2 separate regions of the Homo sapiens genome follow, and region 1 is linked to region 2. A link is an interaction called in ENCODE POLR2A ChIA-PET data of the cell type or tissue named here. Cell type or tissue: Panc1. All regions are shown on one strand. Links, peaks and the distances in the headings refer to the core of each region. The heading gives the core; the rest is flanking DNA.

Evidence for each region. ChIA-PET counts read pairs that join two places held together with the same protein. Peaks named below come from ENCODE experiments on the same cell type or tissue, not always from the same donor. Only the 100,000 strongest peaks of a DNase experiment are listed, where the experiment ranks them.
Region 1: POLR2A ChIA-PET joins it to region 2 with 13 read pairs; 4 of 35 experiments call an interaction of 5 or more read pairs at or near these places.

Annotation. Positions count from the first base shown.
Region 1 is chr19:47,991,784-47,998,634 of GRCh38, forward strand. ELSPBP1 (epididymal sperm binding protein 1) reads left to right here and starts at 2,849. Exons shown (of 7, transcript NM_022142.5): 1 at 2,849-3,028. BSPH1 (binder of sperm protein homolog 1) reads right to left here and starts at 387. Exons shown (of 6, transcript NM_001128326.2): 1 at 226-387. The coding sequence starts at 298. In Panc1, for the core only: no CTCF peak of the experiment used is centred there; no DNase peak of the experiment used is centred there.
Region 2 is chr19:48,044,136-48,050,986 of GRCh38, forward strand. It overlaps PLA2G4C (phospholipase A2 group IVC), which reads right to left. Exons shown (of 17, transcript NM_003706.3): 17 at 3,711-4,253. The coding sequence ends at 4,208. Among named protein-coding and RNA genes, the nearest start is that of CABP5, 3.5 kb to the left of the region's middle. In Panc1, for the core only: no CTCF peak of the experiment used is centred there; no DNase peak of the experiment used is centred there.

The sequences.
Region 1 (6,851 bases), core at 2,188-4,687, 52 kb before region 2:
TTCTCCCCCCTTTCCCTCTTTCTCCCCTCCTCCTCCTTCCTCTCTTCCTCCTCTTCCCTCTTCCACCTCCTTCCCTGCCTCTTCTCCTTCCTCCTCCTTCCCCTCTTCCCCTTCCTCCTCTTCTTTCATCTTTCATCCCCACCTTCTCCCTCCTTCCTTGCTCTCACTCTGCTCCAAAGTTAAGCTATCTACCTTGCATAGGAAGAAATATAGAAAAAGAAATACTTAAAATAACAGGGAAGATGCAAGCTGAGGAATTTCGCGTCGTTTCCACGAAGAGAAGCATCAGGGAGCCCATGGGCAGTCACAGGCTTCCCGGTATCTCAGATCTTCCTGGTCTTTGTCAGCCAGGGCTCAAGAATCCCCTGGAGAGGCCCAGGGAGGCTTCTTGGAAAAGCAGGTTTGCTTCCCTAATATAAGCACCTTTGTTGATGCTCCACAAACCTTCAGTGTGGGCCACTGTTCTCTGGAGGCCCTTGGTGATTAACCTAATGGGCTGCAGATGGCTTTGAAGTTCTGAGGAACAAGTGGTGCAGCCTTATGGACACCTACATTTCCAACTATGAAATAAATAAATAAATAAATAAAAGTATTTAAAAAAGAAAAATCAGATTAATCCTGAATTCTGAAACCCAACGTGTTCTTAGTTACTGTTCCTTTTTTTTTTGAGACAGAATTTTGCTCTTGTTGCCTAGGCTGTAGTGCAATGGTGCAATCTTGGCTCACTGCAACCTCCGACTCATAGGTTCGAGCGATTCTCCTGCCTCACCCTCCCGAGTAAATGGGATTACAGAAGCCTGCCACTACATCTGGCTAATTTTTGTATTTTTAGTAGAGACAGAGTTTCACCATGTTGGTCAGGCTGATCTCAAACAAGGTGATCCACCTGCCTTGGCCTCCCAAAGTGCTGGGATTACAGGCGTGAGCCACCACGCCTGGCCCTTAGTTACTATTCTTAGAAGAGGGGCTGGGCACAGCGGCTCACGTCTGCAATCCCAGTGCTTTGGGAGGTTAAGGTAGGGGGATCGTTTGCAACCAGGAGTTTGAGACCAGCCTGGGAAACATAATGAGACCCCCCATCTCTACAAAAAAAAAATTGACGAATTAGCCGAGCATGGTGGCATGTGCCTGTTGTCCCAGCACTTTGGGAGGTTGAGGTAGGAGGATCGTTTGCAACCAGGAGTTTGAGACCAGCCTGGGAAACATAATGAGACCCCCCATCTCTACAAAAAAAAAATTGACGAATTAGCCGAGCATGGTGGCATGTGCCTGTTGTCCCAGCACTTTGGGAGGTTGAGGTAGGAGGATCGTTTGAGCCCAGGAGTTTGAGGCTGCCAGGAGCTATCATCGCACCACTGCACTCTAGCCTGGGCAACAGAGTGAGACCCTGTCTCAGAAAAAAATTGTGGAAAACGGGCTATCTTTTCATCTCCATTTTTTTTTCTCAGTAAGATGGAATCTCCTTTGGAAAAAAGTGTCAAAAGAAAGCCCTCCCCCCAACTAAACTGTCAAAAATGTCAGCAACTATCAAATTAGAAACTCTTATGAAATAAAAGCCTATCCAAGACTTTAAAAATACCTTTGAGGAATCCTAGTTTTTGGAAATGACTGTTGCCTTCACTTATTTCTAACATTTCTTTTTTCTTTTCTTTTTTTTTCTTTCTTTTCTTTTTTTTTTTTTTTTACATGGAGTCTCACTCTGTTTCCCAGGCTGGAGTGCGGTAGCGTGATCTTGGCTCACTGAAACCTCCACCTCCTGAGTTCAAGCGATTCTCCTGCCTCAGCCTCCCAAGCAGCTGGGACCAGAGGCGTGTGCCAGCAGACCCAGCTAATTTTTGTATTTTTACAAAAATACAAAAATTTTATTTTTGGGGTGTGCTGGGGTGTGCCAGCAGACCCCAGCAGAGATGGGGTTTCACCATGTTGGCCAGGCTGGTCTTGAATTCCTGACCTCAGGTGATCCACCGGCCTCGGCCTCCCAAAGTGCTGGGATTACAGGCATGAGCCACTGTGCCTGGCACCTCTTTCCTTCTTGTTTGAACATCTTTTACAGATCTTGATTATATTCTACAACATAATGGGTGGTCTCTGGCACACTGCCTTTTTGCTATTATTATTGATACTTTATGAAGACCAAGTGTGCTAAGACATTGTACATTTGCGGAGCCACCCATTCTCCCCTTTAACATCTTTGTTTCATGTCACTCTTCACTGCATTGCATGTCATCAGTTTCCCATTCTGCAAGTATTTCTTCAATCAGTTTCCCTTTATTATTAGCCATACGAGATCCAAAAATCCCTTAGCAGGTTAATGTGGACTGGGTGCAGTGGCTCATGCCTGTAATCCCAGCACTTTAGGAGGCCAAGGTGGGTAGATCACCTGAGGCCAGGAATTTGACACTAGCCTGGCCAACCTGGTGAAACCCTGTCTCTCCTAAAAAATACAAAAATTAGCTGGGTGTGGTGGCATGTGTCTGTGGTCCCAGCTACTTGGGAGGCTGAGGCAGGAGAAAGGCTTGAACCCGGGAGGTGGAGGTTGTGGTAAGCCAAGATCATACCATTGCACTCCAGCCTGGGCAACAGAGCAAAATTCTATCTAAAAAAAAAAAGAAAGAAAGAAAAGAAAAGAAAATAGTAGGGCTTTTTCATTGTTCAGCTGAAACCTCTCCAGCTCCTCATAGCTGAATTTCTGGGAACGTTCCCTCCTCTGTTCATTGATATTCTTGTCCCTGACCCCAGCCCCCGCAAGGCCCCTTCTGTGTACACTTGACTGAATTTTATGGGCCTCGTGGATATGCATGGGCTTATCTCCAGACATCATAAATTAACCACAGCTGATCTCATCCAGACTGCCTTCTGACAGTAACCACTGATGAAGAACCCTCCTTTGAGAAGCTGCCTTTGTGTCCTACAGACAGGCTGGGGCCAAAGCCATTCAACCAATCCCCAGATAATCCAGAGCTCTTGGGAGCAGAACCTTAAAGAGAGATCGTGGAGAGAGCCAGGGCCCAGAAGAACTCTCTCAAAGGTACATTTTGACCCGGAAACTTGGGAGGGTGTGACAAGTGGGGTCTTAGGGCCCCCATAGCAAAGAAGGAAGGTCTAGAGCATCATGGTGCACTAGAAATATAATACGAGCCACATAAATCATTGTAAGTTTTATAGCAGAAGCACTTTAAAAAACTAAGAAGAGTGCAATTTATTTTAATAACATGTTCTGTGGAATCCATGTATATCTAAACGATTATCATTTCAACACATAATGAATACAAATAATTATTAATGAGATACTTTACATTTTTTCCCTATACTTTGTCTTCAGAATCAATAGGTATCTTACACTTACAACATAGAACAATTTGAACTTTCCCATTTCAAGTGCTCAAGAACCAGAAGTAGCTGGTGGCTGCCATATTGGTTCTGGAAGGGGACAGCCAGAGAAAGTAGGGAAGGTGGTCTTGTGGGTGAGGTCCTTTCTCTGTTAATAAACTCAAAGAAATGGGTTAAACCAGATTCTATGAATGATGTAATGCTAAGGAAGGTTGCCTGAATCCCAAGCTTAGGGAAGAAACTGAAGAAAAGGGAACAAGTTACCTGTTAAGAGACTGGGTGAATTACTTATTAAATTCTTGGTAGTGGATTAAAATCTTCATGGTTCTGTCAATGTTTGGACCATTTCTCCAAGGTAAGGCTTACTCTCCCTATTTTAGGAAAAAGAAAGTTGAGATTCAAAAAGAGCTTACTGAGATCCTGTTGCTTCTCCCTCCAAAGGCAGCCTAAATATGTAATAGAAGAGGTGTGTGTGTGCGCCTAGAGGTGGAGGGAAGGCTTACACTGAAGTTTTGTTTCAGATCTGGGGTCATTTGCTGCTGAGAAGCAGAAGGACTCATTATTTTGAAGGTACACTATACTTCAGTGACTTTACAGCCCCATGTGTGCCTGTAATTATTCACAATGGCTTCTATAGTTTAGGTTTTATCTCCACTAAACAGATAGGAATACTGACTTGGAGTTCAGAGAGGTGAAATGACCTTCCCAAGGCCACCCAGTTGAAACATGGGAGAGGTAGGATTTGAACCCTGGTTGGTTGGGTGCTATTATCTTCTCACCGCTCCACTGTGAAATTATTTTGGCTTAAGAGAACGAGAGGGCAGAGGCTGTGGGCTAAGCTGCCTCTTGGGCACCCTATCAGGGCCTTAATACTACCAGTTGTATCTGCCATTATTTTCCATGTTGGGTGGTAGATATTGGTGCCAATGTCTTATCTATAGCTGTTTGAAGACAGCTATCATATCTGGTTCCTCTTGGTACCCACCACATTTCCTTATAGATGATAGGGTTCTTGAATACTCATTGGATGGGTGGTGGATTGAAGGAAGATTAAAGAATGAAAGGAAGGATGGGTGGATAGAAGAATGGATGAACAGTGAAAGAATGGATGGATGGAAGGATGGATGAGAAGTGGATGAATAAACTGAAGGATGGATGAAACGATTTATCTCTGATTGTTGAAGGCAGAAATCATGTATGGTTCCTCTTGGTACTTGACACAGTTTCTTATGGATGGTGGGTTTCTTAAATACTTATTTGATGAATGATTGATGGATGGATGATAAGAGGATGGATTCAATGAATAATGGATGAATAGAAGGATAAATGAATGGACAGATGAGTGGATAGATAGATGGCTGGTGAAAGATGGGCAAAAGGATGGGAGAATTGATAGACAGATGGAAGAATGGGTGGAAGGATGAATGGGTGGATGAATTGATGGATGGATGTATGGATGATGGAAGAAGATAGATGAAAAGATGGATAGATGGAGGAATGGATGTAAGAATGGGTGGAAGGATACATGGGTGGATGGGTGGATGGATGGATGATGAAAGAAGAGTTGGTAAAGGGATGGTTGATGGATGGATGGATGAGGGAATATTAACAATGAAGAGTATCATTAAGCAGAGAAAAAATTTCTCAGAAGGTAATATTTTCAGGAAAGTTTGAAAGCCAATAAATAACAAAAGTAAAAGAAGAGAATTAGAACATTCTCAAAATGTTTGCTTAATTAATTAATTACTGCCGGTCTAGCATGGTGAATGAATGTTATCATCATCATCATCGTCATCATTAATGGCCAACATTTATTGTGAGTTATCTCTATAGCACGCATTGTCTTAAGCATTTTGTATCTTTCATCTAATTCAATCCTCCCAACAACTCTATGAAGTAGAACTGTTTATTAGCATCCCCATTTTATAGAGGGGTAAGCTGTGAAGTACCTTATTAAATGTCACTCTGCTAGGCACCACTGAAACATCCACACAGGTTTTTAATTACTGGCATGCCAGTGGAATTGGAATGCCAACACCAAGAGGCCCCGGCACAGCGCTTTGCTCTATAGATGTTCAATAAATTTGGTAAGTCAATAACTACCTCATAAAATTAATCCATTCCTAAGACAGCCATCTCATTGTTGCAGATTTTTCATTTTGTGATTTTAAACTGCCTCCTATTGCTTTACTCAGGGTGTTCTATCTTTTTTAAAAACCATTTTAACTCTGCATGTTTTCATGTGAGCATATGTGCATGCATATACCTGTATATGTGCACATATGATGTGTGTATATTACACATGCCTGTATACATATATACACATCTATAATGTATACAGGCATGTGCACGTATATGTATATACACATTATGTATGTGCATATACATGTATAATTACTGTTTCTAAAATGTTTTATTGATACACAACAATTGTATATATTTATTGAGGTACGCGTGATTTTTTTTCTTTTCCTTATTTATTTATTTAATAGACATGGTGTCCCACTCTGTTGTCCAGGCTGGTCTCAAATTCCTGGTCTCAAGTGATCCTCCCACCTCAGCCTCCCAAAGTGCTGGGATTACAGGTGTGAGCCACTGATGTGATATTTTGATACATGCAGACAGTAATGATCAAATCAGGGTATTTAGGATATCCATTACTTTCAACATTTATCATTTCTTTGTGTTGGGAATATTGCAACTCTTCTCTTCTAGGTATATACATAATTAAATTGTTTTTAAAGACATAAGTCACACATCTGTGATAAAAACTTAATTGGAAAGAAGTCTCCTATTTACCCCTGGTTCCCACTTCCAGAGGTGATTGATATCAGTGGCTTCTCACATGCCCGCTCAGGAAAACACTCTGTACATGTATGTGCATGGGGAACACAGATGCAGTGTCTTGCTGAGAACTACAAGGCTCTGACCTAGGTTTGCTAGTGTCACCATCTTTTCGTTCCTCTGCACTTACTCCAAAATTGGTAGTCAGCAGCTTCCAGTAAAATCTCAAGGATGGCCTGGGCGCGGTAGCTCAATCCTGTAATCCCAGCACTTAGGGGGGCTGAGGTGTGTGGATCATGAGGTCTGGAGTTCAAGATCAGCCTGGCCAAGATGGTGAAACCCCGTCTCTACTAAAAATACAAAAATTAGCCGGGTGCAGTGGCAGGCGCCTGTAATACCAGCTACTCGGGAGGCTGAGGCAGGAGAATCGCTTGAACCGGGGGACAGAGGTTGCAGTGAGCTTAGATCGTGCCACTACACTCTAGCCTGAGTGACAGAGTGAGACTCCATCTCAAAAAAAAGAAAAAAAATCAATCAATCAATCAATCAATCTCAGGGATTGGGCTAATGAGCCCGGGCATGCGCATTAAGAGACAAAATGGCAGAGTCCGGGGCGCGGTGGCTCACGCCTGTAATCCCAGCACTTTGGGAGGCCGAGGCGGGCGGATCACGAGGTCAGGAGATCGAGACCATCCTGGCTAACACAGTGAAACCCCGTCTTTACTAAAAATACAAAA
Region 2 (6,851 bases), core at 1,626-4,125:
CTCCCCATCTGGCTTGAATGATATGGGTGGGGAAATGCAGAGTCAGGTTCTGTGACGCCTTTATCCCCAGAGTGGAATTGGAAAGTGCATTTTATAAATGGGGATTAGAGGCTGGATGTGGTGCTCATGTCTGTAGTCCCAGCGCTTTGGGAGGCTGAGGTGGGAGGATTGCTTGAGCCCAGGAGTTTGAGACCAGCTGAGCAACATACGGAGAGGCTGTCTTTACAAAAAATAAAAAAATTAGCCGTGCATGGTGGCACACACCTGTAGTCCCAGCTGCTCCAAAGGCAGAGATGGGAGGATTGCTTGAGCCCAGGAGTTCAAGGCTGCAGTGAGCTATGATTGTACCATTGCACTCCAGGCTGCAGTGAACTACGATTGCACCATTGTACTCCAGCCTGGCTGACATAGTGAGACCCTGTCTCGAAAAAAAGAAAAAAAAAGAAAAAAAAGAAAAGAAAATGGAGGATTAGAGCAGACGGCATCATTTATTCAATGTTCCAACAAGCATGTGAAGGGTCACTCCAACACTGGCCTCTGGGCAGTGAGATGGAGAGCTCAGCACCCCTGGCCTCAGGGAGTTTTCCTGGGTGAGTCGGGAATGTGTGAGAGTGAGCAGGATGCAAGCATGGACTTCAGGAAGTGGGCGTACACGGTGACTAAGAGCATGGCATTTGCTCTTCCTCTGTTCATCTCTTTCCTTCTGTCTTTCCTGAATGATTTAGAGGGAAAAAGCAAGGTGGGGGTGTCAGGGAGGGTGTGAAGTTATGGTGGTGTCAAAGCCCAAAGGGGTTTTGCGACTCCACACTAGGTAGGGTTAGGGGAGGAGGGGGCTGGGGGCCATCTGGCGTGGAGAGCCAGCATTCCAGTGGGGTAGTGGGGTGAGGAGAAGTCCACATAGAGGGGCAGCATGACCCAGGGTGTTGGGGCTGGAGATGGTGGGGATAAATCCACAGATGGGCAGCTTGGTGTGCAGTGTTGGAACATGAGCTGAGTGGGGCGGGGGCATTTATATGCAGGCATTGTCTGGGGTGGAGGTTTGCACTGTAAGGCAATTAGGAAGGAGGCCACATAGAGGGGATCTGGCATGGGTTGTCATAACCCAAGCAGAGAGAGAAATGTCCACTCATGGGAATAGCATGGTGTATGGTGTTGAAGCCAGACTAGGCTGGGAAAGACATCCCCACAGGGGTGAAATGGCAAAGGAAAAGGGAAATTGGCTACACACAGTGAGTAAGGGGAATGGGGGCCAGGTCTCCTACTGTTGGAAAAGGGAGTTACTAAGACAGAAAGGAGGAAAGTCGAATGAGCCCTGTGGTGTTGGACTATAACTGGAGGCGTTGGTATGTCCTCATGGATCTCAATTATACATAGAGAGATAAAAATAAACACATAGTTTCAGTGTGTATAGGAACATTTGTACACATATTCTCTAGCTCTCTCCACTAAGAGAACATAGAAACAATGATGGCCCATATGAATGAGCACCACTAGCATCCAAATCTTGACTTCTATATACCATTCTCCACCAAATGGAACCAGAGTGCCTAGGAAATTTGGCTGATTCCATGTCTAGAGCAAAAAAAGAACAAGATGAGCCTACAAACGTCCTATGCTTAAAGCAAGAAATTGCTCAAAGTGTTGTGAGAACATGTGGAAAGAACACAGGAGTCTGCTTGAAGAAGCTCCATTGGCCATACTGGGCAGTTTGAGAGTCAAAATAAATAATGATAGTAACAAATTATACAGGACCACAGAAGAAACCAGGAGTCCATACTCAGATAAATAAAAAGCTAAGTGAGAAGTTTGATATTTACAGAGCTCAAAATACCTCCCTACAAAATACCAATTTCAAAGGAGTTACGTTATAGTGGAGAAACGTGGCAAACACCATCTTAGTCAATGAAAGTGGACATCATCAGTAATGTGACAAGTTGGAATTTCACACCACCTGACAGGATGTCACGAGAACAGCATCGCTTCTGTAAGATTCCTGAATCTCATCATAATCAGACGTCAGACGAACCCACATGGAGGGATGGTTTACAAAATAACTGGCCTGTAAGCTTCAAAAATGTCAAGGTCATGAAAATCAAGGAAAGATTGAGGAACCGTTCGAGATTGGAGGAGACTAAGAAGACATGGCCGAGGCTGGGCGCGATGGCTCACACCTGTAATCCCAGCAATTTGGGAGGCTGAGGTGGGCAGATCACCTGAGGTCAGGAGTTCGAGACCAGCCTAACCAACGTGGAGAAACCCCGTCTCTACTAAAAATACAAAAAAATTAGCCCGGCATGGTGGCACATGCCTGTAATCCCTGCTACTCGGGAGGCTGAGGCAGCAGAATCGCTTAAACCCAGGAGGCGGAGGTTGCAGTGAGCCCAAGATCGTGCCATTGCACTCCAGCCTGGGCAACAAGAGCAAAACTCTGTCCAAAAAAAAAAAAAAAAAAAAAAAAAAGCTACGACTGAATGCAACACAGAATTCTGAACAGGATCCTTCTGCTATCAAGGTCTTCTTTCGGATGACTGGTGGTTTGCTGGCAATAGTTTGGCGGCCCTTGGTCAGTAGAGCCTCACCCCAATCCCTGCTTCCATGTTCACATGGTTTCCTCTCTGTATACATGCCTGTCTCTGTCTTTAAATCCCCCCCCCTTTTTTAAAAGAATTTTATTTCAAATCTGGGATACATGTGCTGAACATGCAGGTTTATTACATAGGTATACATGTGCCATGCTGGTTTGCTGCACCAATCAACCCGTCACCTAGGTATTAAGCCCTGCATGCATTAGGTATTTGTCATAATGCTCTCCCTCCCCTAAATCCCCCCTTTTCTTTCCTTTTTTTTTTTTTTTTTTTTTTTTTTTTGAGACAGAGTCTTCACTCTGTCACCAGGCTGGAGTGCAGTGGCATGATTTGGCTCACTGCAAGCTCCACCTCCTGGGTTCAAGCGGTTCTCCTGCCTCAGCCTCCCGAGTAGCTGGGACTATAGGTGTGTGCCACCATGCCCAGCTAATTTTTGTATTTTTAGTAGAGATGAGGTTTCACCATGTTGGTCAGGATGGTATCAATCTCTTGACTTTGTGATCCACCTGCCTCGGCCTCCCAAAGTGCTGGGAGTACAGGCGTGAGCCACTGCGCCCGGCGAAATCTCTCCTTTTCATAAGGACACTAGTCATTGTGGATTAGGGTCCACACGAGTGACCTCATCTTCACTTGATGACATTGGTAAAGACCTTATTTCCATGCAAGGTCACATTCACAGGCACTGGGGGTTACAATGGCCACATCTTTTGGTGGGGGTGGGACACACAATTCATCCCATAACAGTCCTGCTTTAATTCTGGAAAGCCTGTATGAATAATAATTGCTCTGGAACTCCGTCGGTGCCAGACTAACTATTCTAAGGTCTTGAGACTCATGAACTCATTTAAGCCTTTCTAGGATACAGGCTCCGTGATGGTCTATTCTACAGACGATGGAACTGGGGCATGGAGGCGAAGGCTCTTGCCCATGTTCTCATGGTAAGCAGATAACAGAAGTAAGATCCAAACCCAGCTGTGGAACCACCATGCTTAATTGCTGAGATATAGATGGAAGAAGATGGAAAGGAAAGGGGGAAGGGAAGAAAGGAACAAGTAAAGGGTACACAGAGGGTGAAAAGGGCCGCAGCAGGGGTGGTGGCAGACCAAGACACACACACACAGCTAATCCATCAGTCAATCAGCAAGCATTTATTGAGCACTTGTTGTATTCTCAGAGCTCCACTTGGCTGTGGAGAGATAGCCCATGATTTAAGCCCAAGTTCTTACTTCTACAGAGCTAACTTGTGCAGAGCTACTGGCTAGAAGTGCAGTCATAAAGGAGCAGTGGAAGGCATTGGTCTGAACTATCACATTCATTCTGGCCATCTGGACATTGGACATGATGCTTCTGATTGTCAGACACTCATGCTCCAGCTCCAGGATCTCCCGAGGGACCTGCAGGACAAATTTCACCACCTTCAGCTCCTTGGACGCCTTCTTCTGAATGACGCTATCAAAATCACAGTCTAGCTGGTCACTGGTGATTGGCCCTGTTAGGACAGCCAAGGTGAACTCAAGGCCATGAAGCGTGTGGCTGAAGGGAGTGAAGAACAGGAAGGCCAGGTGGACATCAGGGCCCTAGTAGACCAACAGGCCCACAGTGCCCTGGAAGCTGAGGCTCATCTATGCCAAGCAGCAACTTCGGGCACTATCCTTCGGGTAGTAGAGCCTGGGGAGAAAGGAAAGTTAGAAGTTACCACTGTGCTTTGTAGGCAGTGTTGCACACTGGATAAGATTAGAAGACCTGGAAGCCTCTACAGGTCATACATGACTTAGGAGAAAGACATTCATCCATTCTTTCATTCATTGAGAAGACCTGGAGCTCCACCACCTCCTCCTGTGGAGCTCTTGTGATCTACTTTTACCACGTAAACGTTTATTTATCCAACACTACGCTTATTAAGCATGTATCAGGAGCTGGGCTAGGAGGTAACTCTTTGGCCTACATCGAATGTCATGATACCTGCCAGAATTCACAAGATCTGATCTCTGTCCATCTCTCCAATCACATTTCATTCCGTGCTTCCCCTACCCTGATCCAGCAATAACAGCTTTCCTTCTGTTCCTCGAATAGACTGATATAGTTTGGAAATTCGTCCCCTCCAAATCTCATGTTGAAATGTGATCCCCAGTGTTGGAGGTGGGGCCCAGAGGGAGATGTTTGGATCATGGGAGTGGATCCTTCATGAATGGGTTGGTGCCTTCCCTGCGGTAATGAGTGAGTTCTTGCTCTATTAGTTCACTTGAGATCTGGTTGTTAAAAGGAAACTGGTGCTTTCCTCCCTTCTCTCTCTCTTGCTCTCTCTCACCATGTAACACGCCAGCCCCCCTTCCCCTTCCACCAGGATTGGATGCTCTCTGAAGCCTTCACCAGAAGTAGATACAGGCGCCATGCTTCTTGCACAGCCTACAGAACCATGAGCCAAATAAACCTCTTTCCTTTATAAATTACCGAGCCTCAGATATGCCTTTATATTAGTACAGAATGTTATAGACATAGGTAAGACACAGATCAAGGTCTTTCCCACTCCAGACACTTTGCATTTACTTTTCCTTTGCACAGAATTCTGTTCCCCAAGACTTCCTCATGGCCACCCCTTCTCAGTATTCAGCCCCAGGTGAAAGGTCTCTCCCTCAGGATGCCTTCCCAGACCCCCAGACCCTTTCCTAAAAAGCTTTCACTTTACTCCTCAGCACACCGCACGTTCGGTCGTCTCCATGGCACTTACTCTCCATGGCCATCCTGTTGACTTCTTTGTTTACCTGTTTATGTCATGTTGCCCCCCGGGAGGAGGTACATTCTACAAGAGCAAGAGCCTCATCTGACCTGTATGCAGCCACGGCTGCAGGACCTGGGCGGACTGGATCTAGCAGGCATCCAGGAAATGTTTGTGGAATCAATGAATGAAAGAATGAACACCATGGTGAGCAAAGTGATGTGGTTCCTGACCCCACACTGCTGCACACCTTATTATGAGGAGAGAGAGTCAACAAATAAGCATAAATAAGCCCTGAGTTCTACAGGTGAGAAGGTGGGGAGTGGACAGGCACAGAGGAAAATCATGTGTAGACACAGGGAGGCACCATCTGCAAGCCAAGGAGAGAGGTCTCAGGAGAAACCACCCCTGTTCACACCTTGATCTTGGACTTCCAGCCTCCAGAACTGTGAGACAATAAGTGTCGGTTGTTTAAGCCACCTGATCTGTGGTACTTTTTTCTTTGAGACGGAATCTCCCTCTGTCAGCAGGCTGGAGTGCAGTGGCATGATCTGGGCTCACTGCAACCTCCACCTTCTGGGTTCAAGCGATTCTCCTGCCTCAGCCTCCCAAGTAACTGGGACTACAAGTGTGCACTACCATGCCCATCTAAGTTTTGTATTTTTAGTAGAAATGGGGCTTCACCATGTTGGCCAGGTTGGTCTCGAACTCCTGACCTCATGATCTGCCCACCTCGGCCTCCCAAAGTGCTGGGATTACAGGTGTGAACCACCATGCCCGGCCTCTGTGGTACTTTTTAATGGCAGCCCCAGCAAACTAATATACAACCCCTCATTAGAAGACAGATGAGCAGCAAATAACCGCCCTGCCCCATGCCAGGCAGGGCTTTTGGGGAAACTCTCTGGGGAACATAGACTGGTCCAGAGGCCCAGAATGGCTTTCTCTTCCCTCTACCTTGCGACCCTGAGGTCATTGACCCAAACTGCTCCTCAGGGTGCTAATTATCTCACCTAGGGACCAACCGCACAGGAGCTAGGGTGGGCCTTTGAAAAGGTGACTCAGATAAAGCTACTTCCCTGCTCAAAACTTAACAGCAGCTTCCCACCATATTCAGAATAATATTCCAACTCTTCCCCTGGCTTCTGTCATCTGGTTGTGTCTGTGTCTTTGTGGCAGGTTGAATAATGTCTCCTAATGATGTCCCTATCCTAATCCCTAGAGCCTGTGAGTATGTGACTTTTTTTTTTTTTTTTTTTGAGACAGGGTCTCGCTCTGTCATCGAAGCTGGAGTGCAGTGGTGTGATCTGGGCTCACTGCAACCTCTGCTCCCCAGGGTTCAGCAATCCTCCTACCTCAGCCTCCTAAGGAGCTGGGACCACAGGCATACACCACCATGCCTTGCTATTTTTTTGTACTTTTAGTAGAGATGGTGTCTTGCCATGTTGCCCAGGCTGGTCTGAACTCCTGAGCTCAAGAGATCTGCCTGCCTTAGCCTCCCAAAGTGCTGGGATTACAGGTGTGAGCCACGGCTCCTGGCCAGTACATGACTT